Linked DNA regions of Homo sapiens: region 1 is linked to region 2. The links are chromatin loops, found by intact Hi-C in ENCODE. Cell type or tissue: B cell. All regions are shown on one strand. Each heading gives the region's core, and the rest is flanking DNA. Links, peaks and the distances in the headings are about the cores only. Region 1 has its middle 24 kb from the start of MIR7162. Region 2 holds the start of LOC105376479 (a long non-coding RNA gene).

What was found. A loop is a pair of places that touch in the nucleus more often than their neighbours do. Peaks named below come from ENCODE experiments on the same cell type or tissue, not always from the same donor. Only the 100,000 strongest peaks of a DNase experiment are listed, where the experiment ranks them.
Region 1: it touches region 2 in a loop (9-fold over the local background); 100 of 110 quality-filtered maps call a loop at or near these places.

The regions. Positions count from the first base shown.
Region 1 is chr10:30,390,039-30,395,424 of GRCh38, forward strand. No RefSeq gene overlaps it. Among named protein-coding and RNA genes, the nearest start is that of MIR7162, 24 kb to the left of the region's middle. In B cell, for the core only: CTCF peaks have their summits at 2,671 (motif pointing right) and 2,877; a DNase peak (open chromatin) is centred at 2,663.
Region 2 is chr10:30,585,448-30,590,833 of GRCh38, forward strand. It overlaps LOC105376479 (a long non-coding RNA gene), which reads left to right and starts at 2,239. Exons shown (of 4, transcript XR_930794.4): 1 at 2,239-2,339; 2 at 2,707-2,798; 3 at 3,599-3,754; 4 at 4,158-5,386. In B cell, for the core only: no CTCF peak of the experiment used is centred there; a DNase peak (open chromatin) is centred at 2,214; H3K27ac peaks cover 319 bases.

The DNA.
Region 1 (5,386 bases), core at 318-5,317, 200 kb before region 2:
TAATGTATACTTGAAAATTGCTAAGAGAGATTTTTTGCTTTTATTATTATTTTTAATTGACACAAGAATTGTACATATTTTTGGGGTACAGTATAATATTTTTATACAATGTGCAATGATCCAATCAGGGTAATTAGCATCTCCACCACCTCAAACATTTATCTTTTCTTTGTTCTGGGAGCATTCAAAATGCACTCTTCTAGCTATTTGAAAATATATAATAAATTGTCATAAATTATCATCACCCTATAATGCTAAAGAACACTAGAACTACTCCTCCTATTTAGCTGTTTTGTTTTTTTTTCCAGTCCGGGTCTCACTCTGCCCCCCAGGCTAAAGTGCAGTGGTGCAATCACAACTCACTGTAGCCTTGACCTCTCGGGCCCAAGTGATCCTCCCACCTCAGCCTCCAGAGTAGCTGGGACCGCAGGCATGCACCAACATGCCTGGTTAATTTTTTAAATTTTTTAAAGAGATGGGGTCTCCCTATGTTGCACAGGCTGGTCTCAAACTCCTGAGTTCAAGTGATCCTCCCACCTCAGTCTCCTAAAGTGCTAGGATTATAGGTGTGAGCCACCAAACTCAGCCATGTACTCATGTATCTGTTAACCTGTTAGCCAACCTTTGGCTACCCCCTCCCCCTTACCCTTCCTCGCCTCTAGTAAACACTATTCTAAGCCAATAGATCTTAAATATTCTTACCACAATAATAATAATAATAATAAAAGTATGTGAAGTGATGAAAATGTTAATTAACTTGATTTAATCATTTCATAATGTATGCATATATCAAAACATCACATTGAACACTGTAAATATACACAATTTTTATCAATTATACTTTAATAAAGATGGAGGAAGAATTGAATATAACATTAAAACAAAAAACAATTGCAGGCCGAGCGCAGTGGCTCACGCCTGTAATCCCAACACTTTGGGAGGCCGAGGCGGGCGGATCACCTGAGGTCAGGAGTTCAAGACCAGCCTAGCCAACATGGTGAAACCCCATCTCTATGAAAAATGCAAAAATTATCTGGGTGTGGTGGCGCACGTCTGTAATCCTAGCTACTCCGGAGGCTGAGGCAGGAGAATTTGCAGTAAGCCGAGTTTGCGCCACTGCACTCTAACTGGGCAACAGAGTGAGACTCTGTTTAAACACACACACACACACACACACACACACACACACACACAACCATCAACAACAACAACAAAAATTGCAAAACCTAAAGAAAGTCTTTAATCTAGTCCAGACCAGCCTTTTACAGATGAGGTCACTGAAGTGCAAAGAGGTGAACTGACTTGTCTAATCTTACACAGCAAGTCGCCGGCAGAACTTGACCTGAAATCCAAAGCCAAGCATTTTCTATTACCTCCAGGCTTTTCAGTCCAGCCCTCCCGGGGGCTCTGCTTTGGGGATTGGTATTGGTGACAAAGGGAATAGACTGGAACATGCATAGAGCTCTCCATTTAGATTGACATTTTCACACTGTGCCAGGTCGTCGGCAAGAAACAGTGCAAGCTCCAAGATTGCTCGCCCCGACCCTTTTCCTCCTCCCCAACCTCTCTCATAACCAACTTCAGCTAAAAGGTCTGAGAAGAAAAGGGAATCTTAGATGACTCTCACTAGGGTGTAAATGACTCCCACCATGATTTTTATTTTATTGAGTCATAACTCCAAAAGCAGTTTGATAGATAGGATGTCAGGCAGTAGGATGAAGACAGATGGGGAAACTGCCTAGGCTCATGAAGAAGGTGAAGGCACTGAGGCCCTGAGTAATTTCATAAAGAACACCTTAGAAAATGTCCAGCACCGTGGTTTCTTACCTTCACTTAGCACTCACAAGGCCCCACATTCTGACAGATTTTGTTTATCAGACAAATTGCACTCAGTCGGGCTTTTTTCATTTTCCTCAGAGAGTTCTCAGGTTGCACAGAATTGAGATAATCTCCCTGCCTCACCGTCTCCCCCACGAAGACACTCCATGTTTTTGTTTGCAATACAGTCTTTTATGGATCAATGTAAGATTTTCATGGTGTTCTTTGCATTTTGCAAGTATTGCTCAAACTGGAGACCCAAAAAGAGCACTACCTTTAGAGTCAAAGACCCCTAGGTTCCAATTTCAGCTGAGATACTGTGAGCACATCACTAGCCCACTCTGATCCTATATCCCGGTTGTATAATCACCTATTTCCCATCAATTGCGAGGCTGGAGATAAAAGTGCCTACTCTGCCCAGTACACAATAGGAGCTCAGTAAACTTAAGTTCTCTTGCTTACCCACTATCCTAATGTATTAGGGGAAAGACAGAGATGTGGGGAATGGCACCTGGGAGGTTCCAGCTGTATGCTTCACAATGCTACCAATGAAAATTCTGAATTAGGCTTCAGTTTCCTCTCTACAAAATGAGACAGGACAGGAGTGGGTAGGAAGAGGAAGAGCTTGGCTTTGTTGGTTTAAGCTGGGCCCGTCTGATTCCGTAACGCAGGCTTCACTGCGGGGTCCAGCCCATTCCCCACCCAGGGCTTCGGGTGCTCTGAATGTCTTTTGGTCAACTCCAAGGCTGCCCAGGATCAGGGTGGGGAGGCAGGGTGGTGGGTAGTGGGGTAGAGAGAAGCAGTTCCCCCACATAACCTGCAGGTGGCACCAGAGCAACGTGGGAGCCGAGGGTTCCGCTGTAGCCTTCCTGGAGACTCACCCAGGCAGGGCGAGGTAGGGCGAGGCAGAGGTGGTGCACACCGTTCAGCTGGGCAGCGGCCTGAGCGCGCCTGCGGATCAGTCCACACCGTTTGAAATCGACACATGGGTCTTCTGGCTAATTTGCTCTCTTTGGCAGGGTGATCATATGATTTATCATCCAAATCCGGACATTCGGAGAGTGCAAGGGGCACTGTTATAATTGCACCGGGACAGCAGACATAACCTTACGTGTACTTTGCAAACCAGAACATATGGTCACCCCACCCTCTGGTCACTTCTTCTTCCTTGTTTCCATTCTTTCTTTTATTTTTTTTTTCTTTTAAAACACACAGCATTCTTTTCCCCGAGCACCATTGTCTTTGAAAATGCCTTTGCCGGCCGGGCGCGGTGGGTCACGCCTGTAATCCCAGCACTTTGGGAGGCCGAGGCAGGTGGATCACGAGGTCAGGAGTTCAAGACCAGCCTGGCCAAGACGGTGAAACCCCGTCTCTACTAAAAATACAAAAAATTAGCTGGGCATGGTGGTGGGCGCCTGTAATCCCAGCTACTCGGGAGGCTGAGGCAGGGAATTGCTTGAACCCAGGAGGCAAAGGTTGCAGTGAGCCAAGATCGCGCCACTGCACTCCAGCCTGGGCAACAGAGCAAAACTCCGTCTCAAAAAAAAGAAAAAAAGAAAAAAGCCTTTACCTTCGGGATATTTTCGACCATGCAACATCTACTTTTGCATCTTGAGTCTGAACAGTCTCTCTGAAGCCATCCCAAAGGCTGGTTTTAGCTTCCAGACAGAAGACTCTGTTCGCTGGCTTACCATCTCCATGACGCAAGAATTAAAGATGTCTGACGTGGAACAGTGACCCTTCTCTCAACTTTGGTGCCCCTTTGCTAAATTTATTCCTGTAATTTTGTTCTGAGTGCTCATGTCCTTTATCTCTTTTAATTTACGTATATTAGTTTATTGAATTGCAAGTAGACAAGCCCCATTAAGCAAGATTCTTATATTTCCAAGACCATCCCATTACTCCATTCAACCCCGAATTAGCGTGCCATTTATCCCCTTGTTTCTGAACCCTCTTCACTTAATAGTCTCATAAACATCCATCCATTGCAAAAAGGACTCAAACTATTCTCGCTTCCATTTTTAGTTGATTCATTGCTATCCAAGTAATAATTTGTCTGGGGGAGTCATTAGTAGAGAATTGTGCCCTTAAATTTATTTTTATAGTTGGATTCTGCTAGTTAATATCTCTCTCTCTCTCTGTCATTCTCACATTACAACAAATGACTATGTCTTAACCTAAAATCTAGGTTAGAAATTTGATCTTATCTGAATAAGATATTAATAGATAATATGAGATTTTTTTAATTTACTGAAACTTTTCTCAGCTAAAAATGATCGTCACAAATATGTATGTAAGCAATTGGAAAATTGGGATGTAAATATATCAACTCTTAAAATATCATGTTTGGAGACAGGATTTTCCTTTTTTTTTTTCTTTTTTAATAAAGTAAATTTGCTATGGTTGGAATGCTTGTGTGTCCTCCAAAATTCATGTTGAAACTCACACCCCAGTGTGATAGTATTAAGAAGTGGAGTCTTTTTTTTTTTTTTTTGAGATGGAGTCTTGCTCTGTTTACAGGCTGCTGGAGTGCAGTGGCATGATTTCGACTCACTGCAACCTCTGCCTCCCGGGTTCAAGCAATTCCCCTGCCTCAGCCTCCCGAGTAGCTGGGACTACAGGTGTGCCATGCCCAGCTGATTTTTTGTATTTTAGTAGAGACGGGGTTTCACCATGTTGGCCAGGATGGTCTCAATCTCCTGACCTCATGATCTGCCCGCCTTGGCCTCCCAAAGTGTTGGGATTACAGGTAGCGTCTTTAGGAGATAATTAAGTCGTGAGGGAAGAGCCCCCTCATGAATGGGATAGTGACCTTATGAAAGGGCTTGAGGGAGCTGCCTAGCTCGGTTTCCTTCTTTTGCTTTTCTGTCCTTTCCACCATGTTGGGACACAGCATTCCTCATCTCTGGAAGACTCAGCATTTAAAGTGCCATCTTGGAAGCAGAGAGCAGCCCTCACTAGACTACAAATTTGCTGGCACCTTGATCTTGGACTTCCCACCCACCAGAACTGTGAGAAATAAATTTTTGTCCTTTACACATTACCCAGTCTCAGATATTTTGTTATAGCAGCACGAATGGACTAAGACAGTATCTTACATACAGTGAGATGCATATACCTTAAATTACAACTCCATACTATTTACATATGTGCACATTCATGTGACCACCACTCAGCTCAAGATACAGAATGCTTCCATCACCACAGAGGGCTCCCTCTTGCCCCTTCTCAGTTGCTGTCCTCCTCAAAGTTAACCACAATCCTGACGTCTGTCACCCTGGGTTAATTATGAATATAAATGGATTCATACAGTATGTGCATGTTTGTGGCTGACTTCTTTCATTCAACACAATCCTATGAGATTTAGCCATGTTTTGGGTATTGGTAGTTGTTTATTTTTCTGGTTGTGTAGTTTTCCATATTTCATTTATTATCCTTCTTTCTTTTTTTTTTTTTTTTTTTGAGACAGAGTCTCGCTCTGTCACCCAGGCTGGAATGCAGCGGCACGATCTCGGCTCACTGCAACCTCCACCACCTGGGGTCAAGCGATTCTCCTGCCTCAGCCTCC
Region 2 (5,386 bases), core at 130-5,129:
ATTTCACTTAGGATAATGGCCTCTAGTTCCATCCATGTTGCTGCAAAAGACATGATTTCATTCTTTTTTATGGCTGAATAGTATTTCATGATGTGTGTATATATTATATATAATTATATAATATATTATATATTAGTATACATGTACATAATATATTATGTAATATATAATAACATTTAATATATTACATTATATAAACAATATATTATATTATATACATAATAATTATATATTATATATTATTATATTACTATAATATATAAATATAATATATAAATATATACTATATGTTATACTATGTATACACTATATATACTATATTATATTAATATATTATATATAATAGTTAAATATTTTATATACAATTATATGTACAATAATATATAATTATTCTATATATAGTATAATGATATATATATCATATTTTCTTTGTCCAATTCTCCATTGCTAAACACTTAGGTTGATTCCATATCTTTGCTATTGTGAATAGAGCTGTGATAAACATATTAGTGCAGATGTTTAGAAGACATTTTTGAATGTCACTGAGTGGGGATGCAGCCAGCATCTAATGGGTAGAGGTCAGGGATGCTGCTAGACATTCTACAAGACACAGAATTATCAGTGCCCTGTGAGAAAGAATTATTCAGCACTAAGGTTGAGACACCTGCCTAGATTCTAGGAAATACAATGTCGTAAGTTAGCCACTGGGAGGGTGCTAAAGCCCTCCAGGGACTAGTACAAGATTGAAGAGACCCTCACTGTTGAAAGCAGAGGGCATGTACTCCATGTCACACATTTTATGTAAGCCTCACAAAGTTTTTGCCTTCAAGAAAATCTAGAATTAGAAGATCCTTATTTATTTCCACAGTCCCTGGGTTCCACCTTCAAAGTATCAAGATTTGCTGATAGCTGATTATTGCCCCATAGACAGAGTTTTCTTTGTGATGCATCTGCTTATAACTTTTTTGGAGATTCAAGAGTTGCATAGGAAGTTTAGGGGCTGACTGCTTTGCCCACTGGGACTGTAATGTAGGATCCCCTTTGCCTTTTTTTTTTCCATCTATAATCAACAGAAATTTATTTGCTCATGGTTCTGTTGGCTGAGAAGTCCAAGACTGAGGGATCAGCATCTGGTGAGGGCTTTCTTGCTGTGTCAGCCAAAGGTCAGGAACCCTGTACAGGGACTGTGTAGACAAGGTGTGAGGCCAGTTTTCCCAAGGAGCTTGTATTGGCTCTATAAGTCAAGTTTGATTCCTTAAAGCAAATTTCACCATTCCAGTCAAAGCCTTGGTAAAATAACCAGTATCTCCAGTTGTGTCCCTTTTGCTGACATGTCAGTGAAGCAGCTATGTTGTCTGTGGTAAATACCTGGGTCCATCATCTTGTGCTAAGAAAATTTAGCACACAGACATACACAGGAGTTTAGGAGCAGAGATTTAATAGGCAAAAGACAGAGAAAGGAAAACAGCTCTCGCTCTAGTGAGAGAGAAGGGACTTCCATGAAGAAAAGACCCCCCCCTTTGTCTTATTCATATAGCAGCCTAGAAAGAATGCTGTTCTGGGACTCAAGAGGAAGTCACTTGGTTTTTCTGGCCTCAGTTTGCTCACCTGTAAGATGGGCTGGTGCAGCGGATGATCCCTAAGATCCTGCCATTGTGCCCTGATTCTGAGACTAGCATTATCAGGGAATCCATACAGCTTCATGCAGCCATTCTCTTGGGATCACAAAGGTTATGTATCTCCTTGTTTCACTTTAAAATTAGAAGATCTTGGAGATCATCAGTATAAAAGTCATACTGGTGTTTTCCTACCCTAAATATAATGCTCCTTACTCAGGAGAAGGGGGGACTGGGGATAACTTGAGGACAGCATTTGGTTCTGGGAATGAAGAGAGCAACAGGCCCCCCAGGGCAGCTCTTGCCTCTTCAGCCGAAGTTTGAGGCAGGTGACTGCCAGACCTCTTTCCCTGCTGGCCTCTTACCTCTCAACTCCAGAGAGGCATGGGGAGTAGGAGTGCCAGAGAAAATACAGGATGCTGGTTAAATTTGAGTTTCAGATTGACAACAATTTTTTTTTTGTATTAGATATCTTAAACATCGCATGGCTTAGTAGAAGCATATCTCAAATACTGCAGATGTATTTGCTAAGCCTGACAACCTTAGCTGGCAGGGGAACGGAAGAGAGCAAATGAGGAAGTGGGATCCCAGCTGGGACTGCCCCAGAGCACTGGGCTTTGGCCTTGGATCCCCTGGCGATCTTCCCCTCTCAGCGACAGGCAGCGAGGAGGAAGATCATTGGCTTCTCTTAGGGCCTGTGGCTGGAGGGAAAGTCAAGTTCAGGTGAGTGGGGAATGCTAGGGGATTTCCCTGGGGATCAGCAGGGAAGGCAGCCACATCCACACTCACTCAGAGCCGGCTGCTTCTAAGCATCAAGGCCTGATGCCGATGGTGCATGAGAGGGGCCCCTAGGGGCAGCCCCTGGGATCCCCCCAATGAAGGGCTGCTCCTGCAAATGAATGAATGGAGTGGGAGGCCACGGAGAACCTTCCAGGGCTGGTTGGCTGGGAAGTCCAAGCTTTTGCAACTGCAAGGGCCCTCAGCCCTGTCACACCCAGTGACCCCATTTGCTTATCAATACAATATTTTTTAAAAAGTCTTTTTACTATTTTGAAATTGCAACCCAAAATTTATTTTTAAATCTATGCAGTGCAACAACTGTGACATAAGGAATCAGTAGAGTCCATTTCTCTCTGTGAGGAATCTTCAGGAACTTAACCACTACAATATGTACTGACATAGGTATGCTGTGTTCATGATTTATATACTTCTGGGGGCATTAACATTATTAATCTGATTTTACAAAATTGTCAACAATTCTTGGCCAAGTTACAAACAACACACACAAAAAGTCTACCCTTGATTGACAACAAAATGTACGAGAAAATGTCATATACTTATAACCATGTTAATAAAAAGGCCTAATTGGGCATGATGGTTCAGACCTGTAATCCCAGTACTTTGGAAGGCTGAAGCAGAAGGATTCCTTGAGGCCAGGAGTTTGAGACCAGCCTGGGCAACATAGCGAGACTGCCATCTCTACATAAAATAAAATAAAACAAAAAATGCCTACATTTGTCTGCAAAATTTGTGTTTGGGCTGAGATCATTACCTGTGGGTTTTTCACCTGTATGAATGTTCAGCTGTATACTTGGAAATCGTCTAGGACATGGGATGATTTTTCACTTTACAGGGCTGACATAAGCAAAGTGGAACATCTGACCATTAAACTTTAGTAGTGTTCCCCCAATTATTATGATATTGGGGGAGTTATTATGATAACCCAACTATTCCTGACAGGGAGGAGGGAAGACAAGGGGCCAAGTGTTTATGGATTGGCTATTCATAGTGGCCAAGCATCACGTATAGCTGTTAACATATTTTTTTTATTCAAGCCTTGCAGCACCTCTAATTGGTGCATATCCTGGTATTCATTTTACAGATGGAGAAAGTGCGGCTCTGAGAGTTAGGTAGTGCTTAAGTGTGCACAGCCTGTACATGGAGAAGTATGAATTCTAATCCAGGTCTGTTTTAATCCACAGTCAGACGTTAACAACGATGTACTAATGGCGAAGGGAAAAAAGCAGCGGTTCCTGGTCAAATCTCCTCTAGAAACTCGAAGAAAGGGAAGGGGCAGGTGGTTTTGTTGGTCTTGTTTTGTTTTGCTTGGCATGGCTTAAGAGCTGCTCCTTCTGGAGGTAAGAATTAGACACTAGACCAGGTGATTTCTTGGGGTCGATTCTAACCCAATGAATTTATGTTTTTGTGAAAAATGTTAACTTTAAGAAATAATTTTCAAAAGTAGACACTTTGGACGGTCAATCACCTTTTTTTTTTTTTTCTGAGCTGCATATTTCTGATGTTTTCGGTGCACAAGTTGCCAGCAGGAATTCATCCCTCTGAACGTCTGTCATTTGGGTTTTGGCTTCTGCGTTTGTCAGATGTCCCAGGTGCCGTCAGGTGCTGGGTTGTGTCAGTGGTGACTGACCTGAGATGTGAGGTCTGCCTTCTTTTTGTTTGGGTATCAGTCCCAACAGCCACTTGGCCTCAGCGCTCTGTCACCAAGTTCTGCACTTGAAGTCTCTCTCTCTTCCCCAACAGGAAGTGGCCTTGGGCGGCCCAAGCGCTGTGTTACTGGGCTGCGGGCCGGTACTTGGGAAGAAGTCCTCCGCAGTTCAGCATCCCAGGATGCATCTAGCAGATTTGCTGCCTCATTTGAGGACTCAGGACACACAGGTCCCTCCACTGCTGTCAGCACAGCTCACCCACACCTGCTACACACCTGTCACTCCTGCAGCACCAACACCCCCCAGAGGAGCCTCCCAGGGGAGAAAATGGAACCACCAACAGGTTCTCCTATGAGAGCGTGGATCCAGAGAATATCCCTGAGCTTATTTCAAATATTAGTTCCAAAGGGCTAGAACTGCAGGGCTTAGAACAATCAATATAAAGATCGTGTTAAAATCTACTGGAAAATATGATTCAAATTGCAAAAGCTGAATTTTCATATTCTGCTTATCAAGAGTGTATTCAGGGAATCATGGGAGAAAATTTTTGCAATCTATCCATCTAACAAAGGTCTAACATCCAGAGTCTACAAGGGACTTAAACAAATTTGTAAGAAAAAAAGATAAGTGGGCAAAGGACATGAACAGACACTTCTCAAAAGAAGACATATATGTGGTCAAAAAACAAGTGAAAAAAACCTCAATATCACTGATCATTAGAGAAATTCAAATCAAAACCACAATAATGTACCTTCTCACACTAGTCAGAATGGCTATTACTGAAATGTCAAAAAACAACAGATGCTGGTGAGGTTGTGGAGAAAAAGGAACACTTTTACACTGTTGGTGGGAATGTAAATGAGTTCAACCATTATGGAAGACAGCATCGTGATTCCTCGAAGACCTAGGGGCAGAAATACCATTTGACCCAGCAATCCCTCTACTGGGTATGTACCCAAAGGAACATAAATCATTCTATTATAAAGATACATGCACACGTATGTTCACTGCAGCACTATTCACAATAGTAAAGACGTGGGATTAACCTGAATGCTCATCAGTGACAGACTGGATAAAGAAAATGTATATATAAACCATGGAATACTATGAAGCCATAAAAAGGAATAAGATCATGTCCTTTGCAGGGACACGGATGGAGTTGGAAGCCATTATTCTCAGCAAACTAATGCAGGAACAGAAAACCAAACACTGCATGTTCTCACTTATTAGTGGGAGCTGAATGATGAGAACACATGGACACTTGGGAGGAGCAACACACACTGGGGCCTGTTGTGGGTAAGTCATGGAGGGAGAGCATCAGGA